Regions from separate parts of the Homo sapiens genome. Here region 1 is linked to region 2. Evidence: read pairs that join two places in POLR2A ChIA-PET (ENCODE). Cell type or tissue: CD4-positive, alpha-beta T cell. All regions are shown on one strand. Each heading gives the region's core, and the rest is flanking DNA. Links, peaks and the distances in the headings are about the cores only.

Region 1 (5,376 bases), core at 177-5,176, 78 kb after region 2:
TAGGTCTGTTAGTGATTGTTTTATAAATTTGGGAGCTCCAGTGTTAGGTGCATATATGTTTAGGATTGTGATATTTTCCTGTTGCACAAGGCCTTTTACCGTTATATAATGTCCCTCTTTGTCTCTTTTAACTGGTGTTGCTTTAAAGTTGGTTTTGTCTGATATAAGAATAGCTACCCTGCTCACTTTTTGTGTCCATTTGCATGAAATGCCTTTTTCCACCCCTTTAAGTTTATGTGAGTCCTTATGTGTTAGGTGAGTCTCCTGACAGCAGCAGATAGTTGGTTGGTGAGTTCTTATCCATTCTGCAGTTCTGTATCTTTTAAGTGGAGCCTTTAGGCCATTTACATTCAATGTTAGTATTGAAATGTGAGGTACCATTGCATTCATCATGCTCTTTGTTGCCTGTGTACTTTTGGTTTTTTTTGTTTGTTTTGGCTTTTTTAACTTGTATTTTTGTTTAATAGGTCCTGTGTGATTTATGCATTAAAGAGGTTCTGTTTTGATGTGTTTCCAGGATTTGTTTCAAGATTTAGAGCTCCTTTTTCTTGTAGTGGTGGCTTGGTAATGGCAAATTCTCTCAGCATTTGTTTGTTTGAAAAAGACTATGTCTTTCCTTCATATACGATGCTTAGTTTTGCTTGATAGAAAATTCTTGGCTGATAATTGTTTCGTTTGAGGAGGCTGAAGATAGGGCCCTAATCCCTTCTAGCTTTTAGGGTTTCTGCTGAGAAATCAGCTGTTAATTTGATAGGTTTTCCTTTATAAGTTACCTGGTGCTTCTGTCTCACAGCTCTGAAAATTCTTTCCTTTGTCTTAACTTTGGATAACCTGATGGCAATGTGCCTAGGTGATGTTTTTTTGTGATAAATTTCCCAGGTGTTCTTTGTACTTCTTGTGTTTGAATGTTTAGGTCTCTAGCGAGGCTGGGGAAGTTTTCCTCAATTATTCCTCTAAATATGTTTTCCAAGCTTTTATAATTCTCTTCTTCCTCAGGAACACCAATTATTGTTCGGTTTGGTCATTTAACATAATCCCAGACTTCTTGGAGGCTTTGCTCATATTTTCTTTTTCTTTTTTCATTGTCTTTGTTGGATTGGGTTAATTTGAGGACCTTGTCTTTCAGCTCTGAATTTCTTGCTTCTACCTGTTCAATTCTATTGCTGAGACTTTCCAGAACATTTCAGGTTTCTAAAAGTGTCTACAAAGTTTCCTGAATTTTTGTTTGTTTTTTCTTTTAGCTATCTATTTCCTTGAATATTTCTCCCTTCACTCCTTGTATCATTTTTTGGATTTCCTTGCATTGGGCTTTGCCTTTCTCTGGTGCCTCCCTGATTAGCTTAATAACTAACCTCCTGAATTCTTTTTCAGATAAATCAGGGATTTCTTGGTTTGGATCCATTGCTGGTGAACTAGTGTGATTTTTTCACGGTGTTAAAGAGCCTTGTTTTGTCATATTACCAGGGCTGATTTTTTGGTTCCTTCTCATTTGGGTAGGCTCTGCAAAGGGAAGGTCTAGGGCTGAAAGCTCTTGTTCAGATTCTTTTGTCCCACAGGGTGTTCCCTTGATGTAATACTCTCCTGCTTTTCCTATGGATGTGGCTTCCTGTGAGCCAAACTGCAGTGATTGTTGTCTGTCTTCTGGGTTTAGCCACCCAGTAAGTCTACCCTGCTCCGGGTTGGTACTGGGGGTTGTCTGCACAGAGTCCTGTGATGTGAATTGTCTATGGGTCTCCCAGCCATGGATACCAGTGCCTGTTCTGGTGGAGGTGGTGAGGGAGTGCAATGGACTCCATGACAGTTCTTAGCCTTGATGGTTTAATGGTCTATTTTTGTGCTGGTTGGCATCCTGCCAGGAGGTGGTGCTTTCCAGAGAGCATCAGCTGTAGTAGCGTGGAGAGGGACCAGCGGTGGGCTGGGCCCTAGAACTCCCAAGATTATATGCCCTTTGTCTTCCACTACCAGGGTGGGTAGGAAAGGACCATCAGGTGTGGCAGAGCTAAGCATGTCTGAGCTCAGATTCTCCTTGGGTGGGTTTTGCTGCAGCTGCTGTCGGGGTTGGGGGTGAGATTCCCAGGTCACTGGAGTTATGCACCTAGGAGGATTGTGGCTGCCTCTGCTGAGTCATGTAGGTGCTGAGGCAGGGAAGTGGGGGAAAGCTGGCAGTCACAGCCTCACGCAGCTCCCATGCAAACCTAAGGGCCGGTCTCACTCCCACCGGGCCTCTGCCAACAGCCCCGAGTCTGTTTCCAGGCAGTGGGTGAGATGGGCTTGAGAACTTGTTCAAGGATACCCACCTCCGAGCTGTGAAAGAAAAGGGCTTGGGTCTTCCCCTACCTGAGGAGTCTGCACACCGGATGTGCACCCTCCCCCGAGCTCTGGCCGGGAGGCTTCTTGCCCAGTTCAAATTGTTACAAGGTTCAGCTAGAGATTTTCTTCTCCCTGTGGAGTTTTACCCCCTGCTCCTCTGGCCACCCTCCCAATGGAACCCTGTGATGCCCAGCAGGAATGGGCTGCTTGGGCACCCAGCGAGCTCCCAGTGCCTTTCTGCTACTTCCTCTACCCCTGTATTTCGCTCAGCTCTCTAAATTGACTCAGCTCCAGGTAAGGTTAGAAACTTCTTCTGTTAGTTAGAATATATCAGTTAGAAACTGAAACAGACTTTCAGTTTCTCCAGTGGGGGTGTGTTCAGGAGAGGAGGGTCTCCCTTTCCCACTGCCGCACTAGGGCACTCATAGTATTTGGGGTGTCTCCCAGGTCCCGCAGGAGCAGTCAGCCTCCTTCAGAGGGTCTGTGAGTCCTCTCGGGATTGCTGGTTTGTTCTTGCAGTTGATCTGGAGCTAAAATTCACAGTGCAAGCCTCCACACACTGCTCTGTCCAGAGCTGCAATCTAGTCCTGCCTCCTGTCTGCCATGATGATCCAGTTTTTTTGTTTGTTTGTTTGTTTTTTAGACAGAGTCTCCCTCTGTCCCCCAGGCTGGAGTGTGCTGTGGCGTGATCTTGGCTCACTGAGGCCTCCACCTCCTGGGTTCATGCGATTCTCCTCTTTATATATTTTTTAAAGAAAGGAGAGGACACAGCAGAGGAAAAAGCACAAAAGCAGGGCTCTGGAGACCTTGATTCTAGTTCTTTTTCTCCCACGGACTCAGTGTGAAACCTTTGCAAGTAACATCATGTCTGTGGCTCAGTTTTGTAATGGACAAAATGAGAACAATGCAACAGCAGAAGCTCTCTATTAACTTCATAGGATTGGAATGAAATAATTGAAGAACAAGGAATATTACCAGGGATAAAAAGGGATTAAAGCAATGAGGTTTTGTTATGCACTTGCCCAGAGACATTGCTGGTTTTCACACTTTATTTAGCAAGAATTAGGGAACTACTAAGTATTCCTGAAAAATCAGAGACGTATTTAAGAGAGATTCATAACTATTAATTGAGAAGATCATGCAGACTAAATCATTATAAATGTCTATTCTTACAAAAGTTGTAAAGACTTTCCACTGGGTAAAAACCCACATTCAACTTATGTGGTGCTTACTAGAGATACATAAAACAAAACGACACAAAAAGGTCAGTGTGGAAACTTATATGACCACATACAAATTAAAAATAAAGCAAGGTTTATGGTATTGATATCAGGTAGAAGTCAAATTTAAGACAAAAAGCACTTAGGATGCAAAGATTTTATACCATAATGAGGAACAGGGCAACTTGGGCACAGAATCCCACTACTGCTTACTATGTTGGCTTCTTTACCATATTTGTTCATCTATAAAATGGGAGTATTACTAGTGCCTGCCTCAGAGGGTGGTTGTGGGGATGAAAAAGACAGTGCCAGAACATAGTGCATGCTCAGCATTTAGCTATTACTGTTGCTGCCTTAAAACTGATGAAAATCAAAAACTGTAGCAAGGAAAATGGATAGAAATGTAATAGTCACAGGAGTTTTTCACTTACTTTCACCAGTTTTTACAAGATCATCTAGCTATAAAAATGTTAAAAAAAAAAGGAATAGAGTGGTTATTTCAATCAGAATTACCTGTACCCTTTTAAAAATAAATGTGATACAAGGATTTATACTAAATCTAATGAGTTTGGTCATAGGGCATGAAGCAAAGGCAGGTTTATTTATTTTTTTAACTTAACTTCAGAAGTTTCTCTACTGTATACTGTTGCTGAAGATCCACTGCTAAAAATGTTATCATATCTTTGATAAGGTGGATTTGGCCAAAACTTACTGAACCTTCCAAGTAGAAATTTTGTATGTTGTTTTCTAGTATCCATGGATATTTTCTAATATCCAAATTTCTACTCAAAGTTTATTTTTCTTCCCTTGACTATTCTTTCTAGAGGTTTCTCTGCCTTTATTGCCTGGATTGAATTTTAAGTTTAATATGTTTTATTTCCAAATTTTAAATTTAATTCCAAGTTTTTAAGAATTATCCTCATTAATTCCTTTCTCCTTTCCTCAGCTTTATTTTCTAACTTCTTTTTGAAGTTATATTTATTTCTATTCTTCCATGCCTAATAATAAGTGAAGAAAAATAAAAGGGAGTGTGTCCACCATATCTAACCACGTAGCTAAATATCCACATATAATATATATGTATATATTATATGTAAGTCTATGTTAATATATTTTAGAGTCTTCTCACATCATTGGATTAACTTTCTGAAAAAAATAAAATGAGATTCCTATTGAAGTAACATAATACTTTAAATATTTAAAAGTAAAATAAAGAACTATAAAATTATTTAAAATTGTGTTACATTTCTATATAATCTTGGGGTGAAGTATTTTTTAATTGATCACAAAAAAAGCTATAAAGGAAATTTCCTTATTTATCAATATAAACATTAAAAACCTTCTGCATATTAAAACTCATCTCAAACATCAAACTGGGAATATATATATACTATATGATCAACAGATGGCTTGTTTCCTTAACATATACAAAGATCTTAGAAGTCAGTAAGGAACAGAGCATGCTCCAGCAGAAAAAGGGGCAGAAATCACAAACAGGTTTCAGGAGGTGGAAAATAAATGACCATTAAACTTAGGAGAAAATGGTCAACTTCCATTGTAAATTGAGGAAAAAATGTAAATTATAGGAATATATTCATATTTTTACCCATTAAATTGGCAAAGATTAACAAAAAAGAATCTAATATTTGATATAAATCTAATAATTTAGATTTAAAATATTTGTATAATTTAAAATATACAAATCTGATATTTGCATAATCTGTTAGTTGAGTAAAATTTACAAGTTCTTACTGTGTAAAGTTTTCAAATTTGTAAATTTTTAGTATATTTTAAAAACCTTAAAAATAAGCATAATCTTAAACAAGTTTCACTTAAAAAAGTTTGC
Region 2 (5,376 bases), core at 212-5,211:
GGATTACAGGCATGAGCCACCGGACCCGGCTTAAACATCCTCTTAATGCAAAGGAATTGTGGGCAAATGAATCAACAGGTTGTGCAATGTGTTTGCAGGCTTATTCTTGGGGCCTGTCCTACTCTACCACTTATAGGTTTCTTCAAGGCTCAACTTCATCCCACGTATCTGTGCAGTATCTCACTTCTAACCTTCTGTGTCTAGCGTGGGCCAGAGATGCAGGTGATGGGAAAACAGGCTGTCAAGAGGCTTGTAGCTCTGATTTTGCCAACTGTGCACCCCTAGACTCCCAGGGATCAAATGACTGGCAGCCTCGGAATTGAAGAGCAACAACTGGAGAACTTGGCTGCTGATTGTCTTCCTTCCTCAGATTTTTAAATTTTTTCACCCATATGGTTTGAGTGTCCAGGTTTGCTGGCTGGGGCCACCTAAGGCAGCTGCATGTGGTCGGGTGGCTTATGCTCTGCAATAATGTAACCAGCTGAGAGGAGAATGGAAGCTAACCTTTGTTAGCCAGTCTGTTGTTCCCTGCCATGTGCTACATCAGTCTGAAGGAAGGGATGTCTTTTTATCATTTATCCTCCAAGAGAGTGCCTTGTGAGGAGACCCAAGGGCCCTGAATGAGCTAGTGGTGGCCCTGGGCAGATAGTTTTAAACTGTGAAGCCTTGACTTGAAGCCTGTGCCCTCACTGCCAAGCCCAGACCTTCTCTGACTTGCTTGAATCTGACCTTGAAAAATTGGTAGGCCACAGGCCATATATACAAGCTCCACGAACGTATTTATTTGATTTACACAAAGCTGGACCACATAGTGTTGTGAAATATTTGAATTGGTTGTCAATACTTAAAATTTAAGAGATTTTACATAAATGTCTGAGTTTCTGGCTTCCCACAGCACTACCCGGTAACATTTGGTAGCAGCCAGTTAATGTGTGACAGCCCTTGCCATGCCCTGTGGCCTCTCCAGCACTGAAAATGAAGGTCAATTTCTGATTTTTTTGTTTGTTTGTTTGTTTGGTTTTTTGTTTTTTTTCGAGACGGAGTTTCACTCTCATTGCCCAGGCTGGAGTGCAATGGCTCAATCTCGGCTCACTGCAACCTCTGCCTCCCAGGTTCAAACAATTCTCCTGCTGCAACCACTCGAATAGCTGGGATTACAGGCATGCACCACCATGCCTGCCTAATTTTGTAGTTTTAGTAGAAACGGGGTTTCTCCATGTTGATCAGGTTGGTCTCAAACTTCTGACCTCAGGTGATCCGCCTGCCTTGGCCTCCCAAAGTGCTGGGATTACAGGTGTGAACCACCGCACCCAGCCATTGCTGTTTATCATAGTGCTTGTGCTCTGTTTTCTTCTAGAAGAATTAAAAGAAAAGCAAAATCTATCTCGTGCTCACTTTTTAAAGTGGGAAGGTTTAAAAATAGATTGAGAAGCCATTTGTGGAAAAGTCTAGCCTGCTACATATTTTCTAATTGCCTGCTAAGTCTTCATCATCTGTGTTTGCAGCCCACGTCCCCGTGTCTCATAATCATGCAGTTGAAGAAATTCAGTTCTAGCACATGCTCCTCCGTTGGGCCATTACAAGCAGGTACTAGGCTTACAGAGGAACCTGAATTTATCATGACCCCTCTGCAGCAGAGAGGCTGATTTGGAGGAGCGTATTCTGGGGGCTCATCTGTTCTGCTGTCATCAGTCTAAAGTGTCTACAATGACAAAGAGTTTAGACCCTTCTTGCTGAGCTGGGAGGCTAGTCAGTGAGTGGATGACCCAGGGCAAGGTCAGATGGTCAAACAAAAGAATACTGTGACCAGAAATATGAGACCAGAATCAGGGAGTGAGGATAGGGACATTAGGAACACAGGTGACAAAAGCCAAGTAGCTGCAAAAGAGGTACATAGCTCAAGAAAATCAGGTTTCATAAGCTAAGGCCCCAGTGGCAAAGTTTTTTTGAGGCAGTGTCTCACTCTGTCACCCAGACTGGAGTGCAGTGGCTCGATCTTGGCTTACCACAAACTCTGCCTTCTGGGTTCAAGTGGTTCTCCTGCCTCAGCCTACCGAGTAGCTGGGATTACAAGCATGCGCCACTACTGCCCGGGTATTTTTGAATTTTTAATAGAGACAGGGTTTGACCATGTTGGTCAGGCTGGTCTTGAGCTCCTGAGCTCAAATAATCCACCTGCCTCAGCCTCCCAAATTGCTGGGATTACAGGTGTAAGCCACTGTGCCCGGCCATGCAAAGTTCTGTAGTAGGGAGCAGATGCTCAAAATGCAGAGGGTTAGGAGGCTCAGTCCTTAGCTCAGAGAAGCTCTTGGGGACTTTACATGCCTGGTCATACCTCATGATGCCTGTACATGGCCCATAGGTGACAGAGAAGCAGTCTAGTCAGATGGTTAAGGGCAAAGACTCTGGAGACAGATTCCTTCCTAGGTGAGAATCCTAGCCTTTTGCTGGCTGTGAATCAGGCGAGCTCCTTAACCCCTTCATGCCTTAGCTCCCTTTTCTACATAACGAGGCTAGTGATATACTCACCTTTTAAGGTTCCCTATACATGAGGATTAAATGATCTAATTCTTACAAAGTGCTTAGAATAGTAGCTGGCACATGCAACATATCCAATAAGTGTTTATTATTGCTCGCTACTTCTCCCAGCTTCCTTAGGAAAATGCAGTCTTTAGAAACATGTTTATCAGCTTGGAGGAAATTGCCCTCTGAAAGAAAAAACAGCAATATATGCATCTTAGTATTTTAAAGGAACTTGCCAAGCATGCACCTGGCACAATGGGCAAACTTTATAAAGGGTAGCTAAATTCCGAAATAATTTGTAAAGGGCTCCTGAAGCATCAGAAAGCTAAATGATGTTTTCCGATTGAGGATGCTATTCCCTTGGATGCTTTTGGAGGGAGCATGGTGCAAAGCTCTCCTTAATTTAAAAGGACATTACCATGAAATGGGCTCACCGTGAAATCTGTTGGGAGAAGAGTGAGCCTCACTCTCTGGAGCGCATGGTGGAGTCTGCCATATATGAGAAGGATGTTGTGGTTTCAGCCAGGTTTGTGGGGGCACAGCAAGGTGAGGCTGTCGCTATTTTCTCCGTGTGGTTAGTATGAAGTGAGCAAAGACACAACAGCATGTGTTTGGAGCTCGAGTGCTCAAGGCGCTGCTTTGAGCCCAGTGCGGCCCTTTGGGGCTTTGAACTGCAGCCACAAGACTCTGGTGGCATCTCTTTCCAGATTTGTTTTGAAACAAGCTTGAAAACAAGATTTCACCCAGTCCTTATGCTAAGATCTGCGAGTGAATGTGCTTGTGCATATTCTTGTCCCTGGCTCAAAAGAATGTTCAGCGATGTATCTAGTAACTAATAGAGGATGCCCTGCTAAGTCTTATGTCTTTGCCAGAGAACATGGCAGAAAAGCTACTGGAGACAGTAGGAGCTATGCCAACAGGCAACATGAATTTGTTATTAAGTCAAATTCAGTAATGTATGAAAGGAGATAAAATAATTTGCAAATGGTGTTGAGGCAGAGTTAGGACACCATTTGTTTAAGTAAGAAATGGGTAGAGACAGCCTGGATGTCAAGCTGCAGGGCTGACCTGTTTAGGATTAGATCAGGCTCCAGGTCCTAAAAGCAGTTGATTATAATAGACTTTGTGGTTCTCATTAGCTTTCATGTAGTAGACTAGAGCTTTTCAGCCTCTAGTAGATGTACCCTCATGGTGCCTAGTCTCATCTATCCTGAGCTACAGGGGGCCAGCTGGGGAGAAGAAAAGTGACACTCTTTCTACCTCCACACACTCATTCACACACACACACACACACACACATGCACACACACACAATCCTGTAAACATTAATTCAATTATCTCTATAGATCTAGCATAAGGTACATATAAGATTATAGAAACATCTCTGCTCTAAAGAGTTCGTCTCCACTTCCTAAAATTTCCTTTAGTGGGTGACTTCCCTCTTCATTAATTAATTCGTTCCAAATTTATTAAGTATACAAGTGCCAGAAGCTATACTGAGTGAAGCTGGGTTAGGTGCTCAGTGTAAGAAAAAGATGAGTAAGCACTGAAAGATAGATTAGAGTCAGGTTCTGAATAACATTCTACGAAATCCAAAATTCATTTAGTAGGGAGGGGTCAGAAGGAAGGGTTTTTGTGTGTTTTTCCTGAGACAAGGTTTCACTCTGTTGCTCAGGTTGGAGTGGAGTGGTGCAGTTTGACTCACCATAGTCTCAACCTCCCACACTCAAGCAATCCTCCTGCCTTAGCCTCCTGGGTAGCTAGGACTAAAGGCTTGCACCACCACATCTAGCTAACTAAAATATATATATATATATATTTTTGTAGAGACAGAGTCTTGCTCTGTCGCCAAAGCTAGAGTGCAGTGGTATGACCATATCTCACTGCAGCCTTGATTTTCTGGGCTCAAGTGATCCTCCCACCTTAGCCTCCTTAGTAGCTGAGATTACAGGTGCGTGCCACCACATCCAGCTAGTTTTTAATTTTTTTGTAGAGATGGCATCTCACTATGTTGAGCAGGATGGTCCCGAACACCTGACCTCAGGCAATCCTCCCACCTTGGCTTCCCAAAGTACTGGGATTACAGGTGTGAGCCACCATACTTGGCCTCAGAAGGAAGGTTTTTTAAGCAAAAATGTGACATGCTTAATCAGAGTTTCAGGAATATTGCATTGAGAGTAGTGTAGAGACTGTATTGGGAAAGAAATTTAGAGGATTGGGGAGAAGATACAGAAAGCAGAGGGGGTCAACTGAGGAGTATTTCAAGTCTAGAAAAAATATTTTGAGAGCTTTTGAAATACAGTAGTGACCGTGGGAACCCAAAGGAGAGGAAAATTGTGAGAAATATTTACAAAGAGTAACCAGTAAAACTTGGGTATGACGGGAGAGAGAGAATGAGGAAGCAAGGACAGCTCTGAAGTTTTGAGTATGGGAGACCAGAAGAACCACAGATGTTGCCATTAATATAGAATGGGAAGTTAGGAGGAGGAGCTTTTCCTGTAGAGCCTCAGAAATGGAGGGGGCTAGAAGGTCATCCAGTCAAATGCCACATCTGATGTCGGTATCCCCTCTTCTCCCACTTTAATCGTCTGTTAGGGAACCATAGACTGGCCTGGATAGGACAGCAACTAAGTGGCTGGGTATGGTTTTGGGCTCCGAGGCCTGGAGTTCCAGTGCAAGGAAATTTGGGATACTCACAGTGTGATAAGCCTAGTCAAAGTGTTCTAGAGAAGTGAGAGAACCACACATGATAAAGGATAAGCTGAAAGGGTCCACTGGGGAGATAGAAGTTTGGGTAGCAGAGCTGAGCAACTGATTCAGTAGAGATGAAATTTCTGGAGGAGCAGGACAAAG

What was found. Peaks named below come from ENCODE experiments on the same cell type or tissue, not always from the same donor. Only the 100,000 strongest peaks of a DNase experiment are listed, where the experiment ranks them.
Region 1: POLR2A ChIA-PET joins it to region 2 with 5 read pairs; 3 of 35 experiments call an interaction of 5 or more read pairs at or near these places.

What each region holds. Positions count from the first base shown.
Region 1 is chr5:35,742,328-35,747,703 of GRCh38, reverse strand. All of the region lies in intron 23 of SPEF2 (sperm flagellar 2), which reads right to left. Among named protein-coding and RNA genes, the nearest start is that of IL7R, 110 kb to the left of the region's middle. In CD4-positive, alpha-beta T cell, for the core only: no CTCF peak of the experiment used is centred there; no DNase peak of the experiment used is centred there.
Region 2 is chr5:35,820,498-35,825,873 of GRCh38, reverse strand. No RefSeq gene overlaps it. Among named protein-coding and RNA genes, the nearest start is that of IL7R, 34 kb to the left of the region's middle. In CD4-positive, alpha-beta T cell, for the core only: no CTCF peak of the experiment used is centred there; DNase peaks (open chromatin) are centred at 2,333 and 3,113; H3K4me3 peaks cover 348 bases; H3K27ac peaks cover 4,813 bases.